Regions from separate parts of the Homo sapiens genome. Here region 2 is linked to region 1. Evidence: chromatin loops called from intact Hi-C (ENCODE). Cell type or tissue: PC-9. All regions are shown on one strand.

Region 1 (8,000 bases):
TTACCACAAAAGTGTCTTAAAACAGGCAAAATTTATTCTCTTTACAGTGCCGGAAATTAGAAGTCTCAACTGAGTCTTAAGGGATTAAAATCAAAGTGTCAGCAGAGTTGGCCGATTCCTTCTGGAGGCTCCAAGGGAGCATCTATTCCTTGCCCTGTTTTTTAGCTTTTCACGTCCTTTTCCAGCTTTTGTGACTTCTGGACCCCTCCTCCCTCTTCAAGAAACATCACTCCAATCTGTTCCTATCATCACGTTTCCTTTTCCTCTTCTGTCATCAAATCTCCCTCAATCTCCTTTTTTTTTTTTTTTTTTGAGACAGAGTCTCACTCTGTCGCCCAATCTGGAGTGCAGCGGTGTGATCTTGGCTCACTGCAACTTCTGCCTCCCATGTTCAAGCAATTCTCCTGCCTCAGCCTCCCCATTAGCTGGGATTACAGGCATGTGCCACCACGCCTGGCTAATTTTTGCATTTTTAGTAGAGATGGGGTTTCACCATGTTGGCCAGGCTGGTCTCTAACTCCTGACCTCAGGTAATCCACCCGCCTTGGCCTCCCAAAGTGCTGGGATTACAGGCATGAGCCACTGCGACCCGGCCTCAATCTCTTTTTGATAAGAACATTTGTGATTAAATTTAGGGCCAACTTGGATGATCCAGGATATTTTCCTCATCTCCAGATCTCTAGTATAATCACATCTGCAAAGTCCTTTTTGCTAGGTAATAGGTTTTAGGTTCCAGGGATTAGGACCTGGATATCTTGGGGGACCATTATGACTGCTCCAGCCCACCATTCTACCTTCCTGATGTCCAGGTTGTATTACATGTATTAAACTCTCTGCCTGGTTCCAACAGGATGCTATCCTCCGATCATAGCATTTATTACATATCTTATAATTGTCTCAAGGCAAGGGCTGGTTATAGACACACCAGTCCTCTATCCTTACCTGAGCACATAGGAAAACTACATGTCCCAGCTGCCTTGGTTCTTCCATTTGGCTCATGTGACTGAGTTCAAGTAATGGAATATGGTGGGAATGATATATGCCACTTCCAGGCTAGGCCAGATATTGCCCCACTTGATCCTTTCTCACCTCCATCCACATGGCTGGAAGTAAATGATTTCAGGATGATGCTGGATTTCTACGTCATCATTTATTCTGTTAAGGCACTGAGATTTTGGGCTTGTTTATCACAGCAGATGACCTAACCTGACTAATCAATCTGTTTTCTTTATCGGATTGTAAGCTTTTTCTTATTTATTGTTGACTCCAGCCCCTAACGTAGTGTTTGGCACAAAGCGAACATCTAATAAGGGCTCGTTAAGTGAATGAGAGGCAGTTGGATTTGGGATGAGACATGGGTGTAGGAGTGGCTGGAGTGAGACTAGACGGACTTGCAATTGTCATTGTGAGAAGTGATAAGGGCCTGAACTAAAGCAGTGACAATGGAGACGAAAGGAAAGGAAGGATTCAATATTCACTTAGAAGGGAGAATTGACAGAACTTAGTGACTGTTGGGATATGAAAGTTGAGAAGCAGAGTGATGTCAAAGACTTCCCAGTTCATTGGCTTGGACATGTGTCTTCATACTGGTACACCAAACTTTCAAATTTCCGAGGGTTATTCTGAATATGTAGGCGAAAACACAGCTTATTCAGCTCTCTATGACTGTTAGTTCTTTGGTTGCAGTAGAATTCATGTGTACCAGCTTCTGAATCTGCAAAGCCCCTTTTGCCAGGTAATAGGTTTCAGGTTCTAGGGATTAGGACCCGGATATCTTGGGGAGGGGGGCCATTATCCAGCCCACCACTCTACCTTCCTGACCCCCAGGTTGTATTAAATGTATTAAACTCTCCCCTGAGTCCAATAGGATGCTATTTTACAGTCATAGCTTCTATTACATGTATTACACTTGTCTCTTGAGGCAAAGGCTGGTTGTATACTCGCCAATCCTCTGAATATTGTTGGTTGGGCAGCCTTGGTGATATGGAGATTTTCATTTGATTGTGATTGGTAGTAATGAGATTTAAGCTATATGGTAAATTGATACAAAAAATAGGCTGCATTTATTCATGCGTCACACATATGCATGCCTCGGTTTTCAGTGTAACTTTGGCTCTTTCTATCAAGAGAAGTCTCTCTACCCCCTGAATCTAGACTGGCTTTATGGCTTGATTTGGCAAATAAAATGTAGCAGAAGTGATGGGGCGCATGTTCTGACATCGGGTCTCAATAGGATTTGTGTGTTTCTTCTTTCTTTCTTTCTTTCTTTCTTTCTTTCTTTCTTTCTTTCTTTCTTTCTTTCTTTTCTTTTCTTTCTTTTTTTTTTTGACAAAGTCTTGCTCTGTTGCCAAGCTGGAGTGCAATGCGCAATCTTGGCTCACTGAAACCTCCACATCCCGAGTAGCTGTGACTACAGGCACCACGCCCAGCTAATTTTTGTATTTTTAGTAGAAACAGGGTTTCACCATGTTGGCCAGGATGCTCTCCATCCCTTGACCTCGTGATCCACCTGCCTCGGCCTCCCAAAGTGCTGGGATTACAGGCATGAGCCATTGCGCTTGGCCTCTTCTTGCTTTCTTAGGACCTGCCATGCCTCTATGCAAAAAAAGCTGGGCTAGCCTGAGGGAGTATGAGACCTCATGGAGTGGGGAAGAGCTGTCCCAGCTGAAGTGTATTCCAGGTGAACCTGGACACAGCTGGCCTGCAAGACAGCAAATGCATGAGTGAGCCCATCCAAGATCAGGATCGTGCAACTGAGACTAACCTTAGTTGCCAGCCCACAGAACTGTTAATTAAATAAAAATGGTTGTTGTAAGCCGGTAAGCTTTGGGGTGATTTGTTACATGGCAAAAACTAACTGATACATTCTGTATTTACAGGAGTCTGAGCAGAGAGACAGGGGTCTGCAGAGTAAACAACTGTGGGGTTTTCATCTAGTCTCCATTGATTCCTGGGGATACACTAAGTTATTTTAATCAATGTAGTTAGCTGGAAAATGCATGATCCCAAAACCTATTTTGGTTTCATAGCATAGTTGAAAGGAATTAAATTATTTAGATAATTGCTTAAACTTACTACTTCATTTGTAAACAAAAGCTACTGCGAAGCTCTTAAATTAGTGACCACAGACTTGAATTTCACCTTTAATAAAATGACTAAAAATTGGTGTCATTTAACCCCAATTAACAGGTTTGATCATTTTTCCCTGATAAGAATTTTTTTTTAAATACCACACACACATCCCTCATAAACACAAAACTAACATTTACTAACTCCAACGTTATTTGAGAAAGTAAATTGTGACACTAATACAATGTCCAACAAATGTGAAAGGTGTTTACTCAACACATTTTATCAGCCTTATTTTTCTCAATTTCCTATGAACCATTGAAACCTTCAACACATATTGGTATTGTTCTAGCATTTGAGAACTGTTTTTTTTTTTTTTTTTTTTTTTGAGACAGAGTTTCACTCTTGTCGACCGGGCTGGAGTGCAATGGCATGATCTCAGCTCACTGAGCTCACTGCAACTTCCGCCTCCTGGGTTCAAGCAACTCTCCTGCCTCAGCCTCCTGAGCAGCTGAGATTACACAAGCCCACCACCATGCACGACTAATTTTGGTATTTTTAGTAGAGATAGGGTTTCACCATGTTGGCCAGGCTGGTCTCGTACTCCTGACCTCAGGTGATCTGCCCGCCTCAGCCTCCCAAAGTGCTGAGATTACAGGCGTGAGCCACCCCGCCTGGCCTAAGAACTGCTTTTGAAGAATGTCTACCAAAATTCTTCCTGCTGCTTCTGAAAATGCTTACATGCGTTTAACTATGACTTCTCAAATGCTGCCATCCCTGAGAAGCCATCCTTTCCTCTGTAAATGGAGCTAAACATCCTCTTTTAAGTTCCTGTAACCTTAACCCCTATTTCTGCTAGAGGTGCATCACCTGTTTACGGGACCAGCTACAATATTGGTGGTGCTCAGTGCAAAAGTCAAAATGATTTTTCCCAGTGCCGAGCACTGAACCAAGCATGGGGCCCTTTAGAACATGGAGAACTGTGGGACTGCACAAGTCCCATACCCATAAGGCCTTCTCTGTCTCTATATTTCATCTTCCCCTGAAGATTTTGAGATCATGGAGGGCAAAGCCCTTGTCTCAGTCATCTATCTTCCTGGACATCAGCTCATTGCCTGGCATCTTGTCATCCTTCAGGTTTACTATAGTAAGAGTGACCATTTATTAAGCACTGCTGAGGTTCTACTCGCTGGCCACCCACTTTATGCAAAGTATCAATCATCTGTAACATCCCTGGGTATAGGCACCCTTCTTATTCCCGTTTTCCAGATGAGAAAACTAAGCTTGGAGAGATTAAGTGATTTATTCAAAGTCATAGATATCCTATGAGAAAGAGCCAGAACTTAAACACAGCCATGACTCTGGGTTTCAGTCAATTTTGCCCCTCAGGGGACATTTGGCAACGTCTAGCAGCATTTTTGTTTGTCACAACCAGGGGGTGCTATTGGCATCTAATGGGTAGAGTACAGGGATGCTGTTAAATGTCCTACAATGAACAAGACAGCACAAGACTTTCTCACCCACATGTTCCATACAGGGGCAGATTCCCAAAAAGTACCCACCTATGGTAGTGACTGTATTTACTGACTTGATGTGTTCGGAGGAAATCGACTTTTTTTCTTTGCAGAGCAAAATGAACCCGGATGATTCTTTTCTCCTTTTAATATTTTTCAAAGGCTCAGGAAACAGGCTGGGGCAATTTTCCAGGGAGTAGCGCTTCACCTCCCGCCCACCCCAACACAGAATTATCCACTCCAAAATGTCTATAGTGCTGAGATTGAGAAACCCTGGATTGAGGGAAAACCAAAGCCTGTGCTTCCTAAACTTCAGTTTTTAGTACCAGACACTTCACATTGTTTTCTTTATTTTTATTTCTTTATTTGTAAATACTATAATGTCTTTTTTCCATAATTGACTTTACATTGATAGACTTAAAATTATTAACTATACACCTTAAACATTTATTCCAGTGAATCCATGTTTGATGCATTATTATTTTCTTTCGAATACACATTGAAATATCTGTAAAACCATTGATATAAAAAAGATCTTTGTTGGGGTACCACCAAAAATCATCTTCCCTACCACCACCAGTCCCGGGGAACCAAACTTCATACCTAGTTCACTTTTTTTTTTGAGATGGAGTATCCTTCTGTTGCCCAGGCTGGAGTGCAGGGGTGTGATCTTGGCTCGCTGCAACCTCTGCCTCCCAGGTTCAAGGAATTCTTCTTCCTCAGCCTCTCTAATAGCTGGGATTACAGGCATGCACCACCACGCCTGGCTAACTTTTGTATTTTTAGTAGAGATGGGGTTTCACAATATTGGCCAGGCTGGTCTTGAACTCCTGACCTCATGATCCGCCCACCTCAGCCTCCCAAAGTGTTGGGATTACAGGTGTGAGCCACCGCATCTGGCTCAGACCTAGCTCACTTCTCTAAGGCTTCCCTCATCTCTTCAGGAGAGAATCAAATACATCAAATCAGCTTATTGCTTGAAACTGGCAAGGTGCTAGCTACATTTCACTTATGTTTTTTTCTCTTTTTTTTTTTTTCTCCTCAAGGCTAACAGCTGCTTAAAAACCTCTTTGAAACCCTAAAAGCCACTTGAGGAGGACAATTAACAAACCACTCATTTTGGTGAGGGCCAGAGCACATATAATTCAATTTGTTGAGTTGCTTATGAACAGTGGTTGCAATGTCCTGGTAACCAAACATCCTTTGTTATTAAGACATGGTTCCCTTCTCTAATTGTTAGGGAGTACAATTGCATTCTTTTTGCTGTGTGTACTGCAGTCTGACATAATTAAGGCTAGAGCAAATGAGATTCTTCTTTAGATATTAAAAGTGCCTGTGTTGTAAATAATAATGTCACCCTCTCTTTCATAGAAAGCACTTTCATTAAGAGCTGCATTTTAATATCAATGCGTTTGCATGAATTCATTTGGGTCATGGTGGGGGGACATTGCTGATGATTTTTAATCTTCCATGAGCTCACCAGGTGTTCCAATTAGGTCATTTATAATGCCTACCCCTCCCTGCCAGGAGCCCTGAAATAAATACTTTCTCACTCACATTTTCCATACAGGTGTTTGTTCCCAGTAAGTACCCACCCATGGTAGTAACTGTATTTACTGACTTGATATGCTCAGAGGAAATTGACTTTTTTCTTTGCAGAGTAAAATGAACCCAGAGGATTCTTCTCTCTTTTTAATATTTTTCAAAGGCTTGGGAAACAGGCTGGGGCAATATACCAGGGAGTGGTGGCCACTACAGCAGACAGGAACAGGAAGGGAATCTGGTTTGGGGAAAGCTCATGATGGGATAGGAGTTTTAAGGTTTAGAATCATTGGCACATAAGCCACACAGGGTGGCTTTCTGCTTCCTTCCCCAGCACAAGCTCTGCGCTCTTCTTGACACAAACAGGGGGCAGTCTCTGTTAATTAAAGCGAGGAGCAGCAGTCACAGTGAGCCTCCTCTGAGGACCGGAGTCAAATGTCCAGGTGACATGCAATATTTTACAGAGATTGGAAGCAGATTCTGAAATGGACTTTTCTGTCCAGATTTTGTCTCTTTTCTCTGAAGTATTTTTTTAATCAAATTTACAAGTACCTTAAAACTCCCAACCCTTGCAGAAAGAACCCTGTGACCTACTGTTCTCCCATGTCCCTGGTTAAACTCTGCCCTAATACCTGCTGAAGTGGAGTCGGACACAGAGTGGAGGAAGAGGCCGGGGTTAGGAGTTGGGCGTCTAAATCCAGCCCTGGTGGGGTCATTGCTGTCCATGTGATCTCCCACAAAGGTCTTAACCTCTGAGCCACAGCTTCCTGGAACATAGGAAGCCCGCTGGAGGGTCCCTTTCCATTTCCAATGTAGTATATAGAAAACTCCCACCCTTTATATACATAATGACAGCAGATACTCCATCATCCATGCCCTAAGTGTTCCTTTCCTCTTTTGGTTTAAGACAGAGTCTTGCATAAATTAATTAATACAACCCATGCATTTTTTTGAGTGTTTACCATGCTTAGAACTGTACCCCGGGGCTGCACCCTGCAGCCCCGCACAACCCCAAAGGCTCAAATCCCTGGAGTTGCGCACAGGGCTGGAGGGCGCAGCCATGGACCCGCAAGGCAGCTCCGTATGCCTGGGTTCTAGGGGCTGGGGACATGGTATGGGAGTCGAGGCCCTCTCCATTACACAGTTCACATCTCAGTGCAGGCAAACAGACGAAAACGCAAATACATAATATAGTAGGAGGTAGACAGAAAGTTTGGAGGCCTATTTCATGTAGTGGCTGGAGGGCAGTTTCTGGACTCAAATTTCTTGGGTCAAATGTCAATTCTGGCACTCATTTGGCAGAGCTACTTGGGCAACTGGTTTAACTGCTTTGGGGCTCATTCTCTCCCTCTGTTGTGTGGGCCTGGTACTATTACCTAAGGGAGAGAGAGTTACATGAAACCAGTCACTCGGTGGTTCAGCAAATATTTCCAGACTGTCTGCTATACGCTGGGCACTGCTCTAAGCTTTCTTGAGGAGCTGCTTTTAGAAAAAGCAAGCTTAGTGAGTATGTTGCAGGCACTGAATAAATGTCAGCTCTCATTAGCTCTCACACACCAGTGCTTGTGTTTGTAGGACTCACAAGGTGGTGGTGGGCGTGGGTTGCCAGTCATGACAGACTTTCCATACTCTCCTATTTTGGGGATTCTATTATAATGAATCTGGTGAATCTGGATTAAACGTGTTCATACCTTCCCCAGATGGGTTTGGAATATAATACTCCTGGGTATGCCCTGTCAATGTCTTGCTGTGTGTTTGCAAATCTTTTTTGAAACATCAAAATGTGACTTTTTTTTTCAAAGAGAAGGGGCGATTAGCCAAACTTCTCATTTGGAGAAAACTTGCAACAGAGTCCCAATAAATCCTCCCACCCTT
Region 2 (8,000 bases), 870 kb after region 1:
TGGGCCTGAGCCTCAAGAAGCATGGAGTTGAGTATTAGCTGAATCTCCGTATTAACTGAAATTGGGTGAATTGTGAGTGAGGTATATGCTTGGGTAGTGGGAATTCATGAGCCTGGCATCATAAGTGCTAAGTTTGAGATATATATTAGTTCATTCTTACATTGCTATAAAGAACTACCTGGCCAGGCGCGGTGGCTCACGTCTGCAATCCCAGCACTTTGGGAGGCCAAGGCAGGCGGATTACAAGGTCCAGAGTTCGAGACCTGCCTGACCAATAAGGTGAAACCCCATCTCTACTAAAAATACAAAAATTAGCCAGGCATGGTGGCAGGTGCCTGTAATCCCAGCTACCCGGGAGGCTGAGGCAGGAGAATTGCTTGAGCCCCAGAGGCGGAGGTTGCAGTGAGCCAAGATCGTGCCACTGCACTCTAGCCTGGGCAACAGAGCAAGACTCTGTCAAAAAAAAAAAAAGAACTACTTGAGATTGGGTAGTTTATAAAGAAAAGAGGTTTAATTGACTCACAGGTCCACAGGCTATGCATATGCAGGAGGCATGGCTGGGGAGGCCTTAGGAAACACAATCATAACAGAAGAGGAAGCAAGTACACCTGCACATGACAGCAGGAGAGAGAGAGAGTAAAGGGGGACGTGCTACATGCTTTCAAATAACCAGATCGCCTGAGGACTCACTCACTATCATGAGAAGAGCAAGCAGGAAATCCACCCCCATGATCCAATCACCTCCCACCAGGTCCCTCCTCCAACACTGGGAATTACAATTCAACATGCAATTTGGGTGGGCATACAGAGCCAAACCATATCAAGATATCACATACAAACCCAAGTGAAACAGTCAAGAGGCAGTTGGATAGATGAGTCTAGAGTCCAAGAAATAGGTCTATGCTGGAGACGTAGCTCTATTTACATATAAAAATATTTAGAAATATAGCTTTGCCAACTTCATGTATTCAGCTAAGTACTTCTGGTTATAATCAGAAATCCAACTCCAGCTAGTTTAAGGAACAGCAGGAAATTTATTGGACCACAGATCTGAACGCCCAGATGCAATGGTTTCAGATACAGGCAGATCCTGGGGCTCAAACATTGTCAAATGTCTCTCTCCATCTCTCACTTCTGCTTTTCCTCCTTGTTGGCTCCATATGCAAACAAGCCCACCTGCTGTGATGGGAGACATAGCTACAAAAAGTACTAATACATTCTTTTTTACTGAGACAAAATTAGCATAACATAATCTAATCATTTTAAACTATACCATTCAGTGGCATTTAGTACATTCACAGTGTTGTGCAACCATCACATCTATCTGGTCTCAAAACATTTTCATCACTTCAAAAAGGGAAACCATACCCACGAACCGATCCCTCCCTTTCCTCCCTTCCCTCAGTCCCTGTTTTCTGTGTCTGTAGATTTGCTTATTCTGCATATTGAATATAAGTGGGCTCGTATAATCTATGGCCTGCTGTCTCTAGATTAGTGCACTTAGCAGAACGTTTTCCAGGTTCATCCATGTCGTTGCCTGTATCAGTACTTCATTCCTTTTCGTCGTCGAATAATATTCCATTATATGGAGATATTACATTTTCTTCATCCATTCATCAGTTAATGGACATTTGAATTATTTCCCATTTGAGCTAATGTGAATTTCACTGCTATGAAATTCATTAACAAGTTTTGTTTGAATGCCTGTTTTCAATTACTTTTGGTATATAACTAGGAGTGAAATTGCTGGGTTATATGATAATTCTATGTTTAACTTTTTGAAGAACTATCTTATATGGTCCTAGCAACCACCAGAGGAATAGAGTTTCTCCCTCCAGAAAGATCCAGCAAAGTACTTTTGAGTCTCATTAGCCTATCTTTGGTCACACGTCCATCCCTGAACCAATCATTGTGAACAGGAAGATGAAACACTCTTTGATGAAAATATGTCCACATCTACAGTGAAGAAAGCTCTCTACCCAAACCATATGAACTGAGGAAGTGGGATAGGTGGTCCATTCAAAGGAAGGTCAAAGAGGTGTTAGCAGAAGAGGAGAGAAGAGATAACTGGAAGACCAAAACAAGGGATGTTCACCTCACCAAGGAAGCGATAAATAACTGCTTTAGATCATCGTGTGAGAATGTGTGATGGGCACTTAATACATGTCAAGCACCATAATACTCTGCAGAGAGTATTAGTATCCCCATTGCACAGATGAGAAAAATGAAGCTCAGAGAATTTAAGTAACTTGTCCAAGTTCACACTCTTAGAAAGTGATTGAGCTGGGACATGAACCCATGTCTGTCCAATGCCAAAGCTCCTATCCATGCTGGTGCTTTGCTGAGTGGAAGGCACTGGGCATGAAATAATCTGGATGACTGCTTGGTGAAGGGTCAATGTCCTAAATTCTCCATGCTAGGTACCAAAGTTTCCATTTCTTTTTTTTTTTTTTTTTTGAGACAAGGTCTCGCTCTGTCACCCAGGCTAGAGTACAGTTGTGCAATCATAGCTCACTGCAGCTTTGACCTCCTGGGCTCAAGCGATCCTCTCACCTTAGCCTCCTGAGTAGCTGGGACCATAGGCATGCTCCACTACTCCCAGCTAATTTTTTAATTTTAAGTAAAGACAGGGTCTCGCGATGTTGCCCAGATTGGTCTCCAATTCCTAGGCACAAGTGATCCTCCCACCACAGCATCCCAAAGTGCTGAGATTACAGGCATGAGCCACCGTGCCTGGCCCAAAAATCTGCATGTATTCATTCACAGATACACACACATATTTCCTAGAGGCATGAATAGAATATACATAACCCTCTGTCTCCCATCACATGACACATAGAGCCAACGTAAAAGATATTCTTTTTTCTCTTTATTAAAATCATGACTAAATCCCTTACCAGTCAATGGATCTCCCAAAGTAGTCAGAACTCCAGAAGTCCACTTGGGCAGCTTCTCCCCTGCACAATGAAATCTGTTGTCTCTTCAAAGAGTGTGAAAATCAAACGTCATTTGCAAGGCTTCTCAGGTCCATCAGAAGTGGAACTTCAGTTGTTAAGCCACATTATTTCTCTTGAATATCATAACTTTTTTTCCTAAAGCATTTAATTTGATTCAACCCCAAGGGATTGTTTTTCAGAAATGCCAGGAATCTGCTGAGCTCTCTGTACTCTGGGCGAAATTTCAGTCCTGTTGTTAACGTGGTACCTTGTCTCCCTCCTCTGTCTGAGCTGGGAACAGGAAGAAACCTTACATCACCATAGTAATCTCATAATAAGATTGTACTTTTTTCTGCACATTACATCTCAAGGGATCATTGTCATTTGTTTCCCGCAAATGACAATCCAGCTTCTCCGGGCCCCCTAGTTGCTCGGTGAGAAATGTTACCGAACAGCTTGTCTCTGATGATGTTTTATAATTGTAGCAGAAATCCAACGTTAGTAGAGCTGTCTGACTGAAGAGGTGCATGAGCTCTTGTGTATCCACAACTCTACCCCAATGGCTCAAAAATATGCCTGATGTTTATTCATTCTGATATTTCGTATATGTACATAAAAATAAGTATCGATTTTGATGATGCATAAATGTGAGACTATCACAGTCTCCATGGAAAAAGCACATCCTGTTTATTCTCCAATAGACATTCTATAGCTCTATGCTGTCATAATTTTTAAGTACCCTTTCCTTTTTTTCTGAAATATCCCTCCCTTTGTCTCCACTTATCCAAATGCACCCTTCAGTTGCTTTCTGAGACCACTCCAGCTTACAATGATTTCACCCTCCAATGGCATTTGACTTTACCTTCCATTTGGCAATCACTCATGAGCTTTCTTGTGACACTGCCTGTGTTCTTCACAGAAGCTGTTTAAACTGTTCACATTTTTTGTCAAGGTCCTGACCCTAGCTTTAACTTTATCCTGACTTAGAGGAAAATGGACTCTTAGAGGAAAAAATCCAAATGATTAAGAGGGCTGAGAATTCTCCCTTCTTCCCCTCCACTCCCTTTATCCACCACTCATCCCCAACCACACTGTTGGATGTTATTTATCTCTGTGGAAGCCCCAAACAATGGCTTACATTAACTACAGAGTTCTTAAGGGTATTGAAAAATATTCCATGAATTATCAGGGGCTAAGCAAAGCAGGAAAGGGATGGTGGTCAATTAATGACAAAGATAGTGATAGAAGACATTAACCTGTTTCACGATCATAGCTTTACCTGACTTAGATAAACCATAAAAATAACTCCCTGTGTGACTGTCCATGGTTCCTGAAAGCTCTGCCGCCATAGACAATTTATCACCTGATTGCCTTGGCCTTTAACTCTCTAACTGCAACTACCATTGATTCTATTCGTGTGGTTTGACCCCTAATTTAGCCTGACTTCAACTAAAATGTCTTCTGAACAATCTGTTTCCCAGATCAGCAGTCTTGGGAAGCAACAGTGAATAAAAGTATGGAAGCTGGATCAGACTGCCTGGGTTGGAAGCCCAGCTTTACCATACGAAGAAAGCTACTTAATGCCATCTGTCATCTGGGAATAGTAGTACTATGTACTTCATGGGGTTGTTTAAGGAATTAAATGAGAAAGTCTATATAAAGAGCTTAGTGCAGTCCCCGACACATAGTTAAGTTCCCAATAAATTTAGCTTTTTATCATAATGATGGTATCTTGGATCCCTAACTACATGTAAGGTATTTAAAGAACGATACTGAATCTTATCCTTCATTACCCTCTGTATGCATATAGAATATAAGGATGGGTGAAAGCTTTGAAGTAATTCAGAATGGATCCAAATTTTGGCTTCACAGCATAGTAGCTGTGTGATATTAAGCAATTTACTTAACCCTCCTGAACCTCCCTTTCCTAATTTATAAAGTGGATTAAATTATATCCATTTGTTAGAGCTTTAAATATTCTAGAAGATACATGTAGACACCTGGATTAAAATAGGTGTGCAATAAATAGTGATCATTGTGTTTATGGCTATGAATTTGAAATGAATGCAAAAAGTTATTATTTCTGATCATCTATCACAATCTGTGAGAGTCAGGAGTGCATATTAAGGATGAGCAGTGCAGATTCGATGCTTCCTTTTGGGAGGTCCATTTCTCTGGAAGAGCTTGATGACATTGCTTTGTATGGTGGATCAATTGTTTAAGTCTGCTAGGGCCTTATTTATCAACTCAATTTCTTTACAGAGAAGAATAATTTCATACGGAGGAATTGTGATCATACCTCTGCACACATTAATATGGCTGTGTAACCTGGGTAACAGGTCAAAATGGGACTCAGTAATGACTATACATTATTCTGCATGGGAAAAAAATATTTCTAATTGTGAATCTGGTGCTATCATTCAATGTATTCAGTGTATTCAATGCCCAGAGTGTTGAATGTAAGTACTTGAGTCAGATTCCTGTTAACTGACATAGTTTTAGAGAAATGTGGAGACTGTCAAAAATGCATTTGTAGATTATATCTCTGGAAATCATTCCCATACTAATAAATCCCATCTGAGGCACCTCCACTAGCAGACAGTTCTTTGGAGGTTAAAGGAAGAATTGTCCATTACACTTCATAGTTCCAACTGTGTGTTAATTAGGACCAGACGGGAAATGGCAAAATAAATGAGGACAGCAAGACATGTCTTCTAGGTACACTATATGCCAAGTAAAAATCCTCTTAAAAATGCCTCCTTTAGCACGCAGTGTTATTTTCCCATCTAGGGCACACCACTCCATTTATCAAGCATGATCTAAAGGATAGACTTCAGATGTGTCTTCAAAGGAGGAAAGCCTCAGACAGAGTCCCTGCTAGTCACTCTGCTCCCATGAAAATAATTAATCTGTGGGAAACATGGCACCACTCTACGCTCTGCTCCTAGGATCCTTACCCAAGCATGAGTAGGACTTGCAAACCTAAGGTTCCAAATGCCTAAGATACAGAAAGTTAAAAGTGACCATATTGAAAAGTTGTTCCCCCGCAACCCAAATACCTTCTGCTGCTTCCACCACCCTGAGAGTATCTGTAAATGTCTCAGACATGTTCTCAGAAGAAAATGCTGGCCAGGTACAATGGCTCACGCCTATAGTCCCAGCACTTTGGGAAGCCAAGGCAGGCAGATCACTTGAGCCAGGAGTCCAAGACTAGCCTGAGTGACATGATGAAATCTCGTCTCTATAAAAAATTTAAAAATTAGCCAGGTCTAGTAGTGTACACCAGTTGCAGCTACTTGGGAGGCTGAAGTGAAGGGAGTGCTTGAACTTGGGAGGTGGAGGTTGCAGTGAGCTATGATCACACCGCTCCACTGTATCCTGGGCCACACAGTAAGATGAAGACGAAGTCGAAGGCGAAGACGGAGAAGGAGAAGGAGAGGGAGAGGGAGAGGGAGAGGGAGAGGAGGAAGAGGAAGAGGGAGAGGAAGAAGAAGAGGAAGAACAAGAGGAAGTGGAAGAGGAGGAAGAGGAAGAGGAGGAAGAAGAGGAAGGAGAGGAAGGAGAGGGAGGAGGAGGAGGAAAAGGAGAAGAAGAAGAAGAAGAAGGAGGAGGAGGAGGAAGAGGAGGAGGAAGAGGAGGAAGAGGACAAGAACAAGAGGAAGGACAAGGAGGAGGAGGAGGAAATATTGGGCATGCAATCAACCAATATGTCACCAAATACCAAAATTTATTTCTAAGTTCCATGGTGGTTTGAGGAGATGCAGGAATTAAAGAAAATACAAAGGATCACAGGAATATGGTTAAGAGCATTAACCTGCAGTTAGACAAATCTAGGTTTATATCCTATCACCACCACAACCTGTCCATGTTGAGTTACTTATTTCTCTATAGCTCAGGCTCTTCCTCTGTAAATTGGGGATGATAATAATAGCACCTATGTTATAGAGTTGTAATGGACATTCAACTATACAATCCATATCAGGCGCCTGGCTCAGAGCCAGTAGATGTTAAGTAGTCAATAAGTTGTTTATATAAGCATTTTTTCGGTACATAATATTCATGATCTCATTTCATATCACAACACTATGAAGTAGGTATTATCTTTGTCATCTATTTTGATGGCAAGAAAACTGAGGTAAAAAGAAAAGGATTTTTTGGGTTTAACAGCTAGGATGTGGCCACGATTCAAGCCTAGGTCAGTCTGACTCAGACAACTTTAACTAATTTAATCAACCTTTAATGCAAAAAGCTAAAGCTCTTGGTATTCCCTGACCCCAGTTACACAACCCTCACTGATGGATATATTTGGCCACACCAACAAGCCAAGGGGAACACTGCTCTGGCCTCCAAGTTGCAAAATGGAACAATTATTAAAAATGTTTAAATTATACCCTATACAACTATATCACCTTAGGGCACAAGTACAAAATTCAACCTATTTAACAGAAACACTTTCAGCTTCCTAAGATTGCAAATGTAAAATTTTCTCTGGAAACTTTGCAACCCCTTCATTGTACAGCTCTGAAAAGGGGGAAAAAGGGAGTTGCACTGACTGGGCATTTACTGTCAGGTGATGTGCCAAGTGCTTTATAAACCTTACCACTTCATCCATCAACTAATACTAAGGGATAAAGATGATAGTCGTGCACCGCAAAATGACATTTCCATCAACAACAGATTGCATAAATGACAGTGGTCCTATAAGATTACAAAACCACATTTTATTATTATTATTATTATACTTTAAGTTCTGGGATACATGTGCACAACGTGCAGGTTTGTTACATATGTATACATGTTCCATGTTGGTGTGCTGCACCCATTAACTCGTCATTTACATTAGGTATATCTCCTAATGCTATCCCTCCCCCCTCCCCCCACCCCACGACAGTTCCCCGGGGTGTGATGTTCCCTGCCCTGTGTCCAAGTGTTCTCATTGTTCAGTTCCCACCTATGAGTGAAAACATGCGGTGTTTGGTTTTCTGTCCTTGTGATAGCAAAACCACATTTTGACTGTACCTTTTCTATGTTTAGATACAAACATACTTACCATTGTGTTACAAT

Evidence for each region. Hi-C counts contacts between places; a loop is a spot of excess contacts. Peaks named below come from ENCODE experiments on the same cell type or tissue, not always from the same donor. Only the 100,000 strongest peaks of a DNase experiment are listed, where the experiment ranks them.
Region 2: a loop joins it to region 1, with 13 times the contacts of the local background. A loop is called at or near these places in 6 of 110 quality-filtered maps.

Annotation. Positions count from the first base shown.
Region 1 is chr16:12,892,257-12,900,256 of GRCh38, forward strand. No RefSeq gene overlaps it. Among named protein-coding and RNA genes, the nearest start is that of SHISA9, 5.3 kb to the right of the region's middle. In PC-9, CTCF peaks have their summits at 4,526, 6,523 and 7,396; DNase peaks (open chromatin) are centred at 6,815 and 7,465; H3K4me3 peaks cover 2,015 bases; H3K27ac peaks cover 3,334 bases.
Region 2 is chr16:13,764,140-13,772,139 of GRCh38, forward strand. LOC124903645 (a long non-coding RNA gene) reads right to left here. Exons shown (of 2, transcript XR_007064996.1): 2 at 2,847-3,227. Among named protein-coding and RNA genes, the nearest start is that of ERCC4, 150 kb to the right of the region's middle. In PC-9, no CTCF peak of the experiment used is centred here; no DNase peak of the experiment used is centred here; H3K27me3 peaks cover 5,817 bases.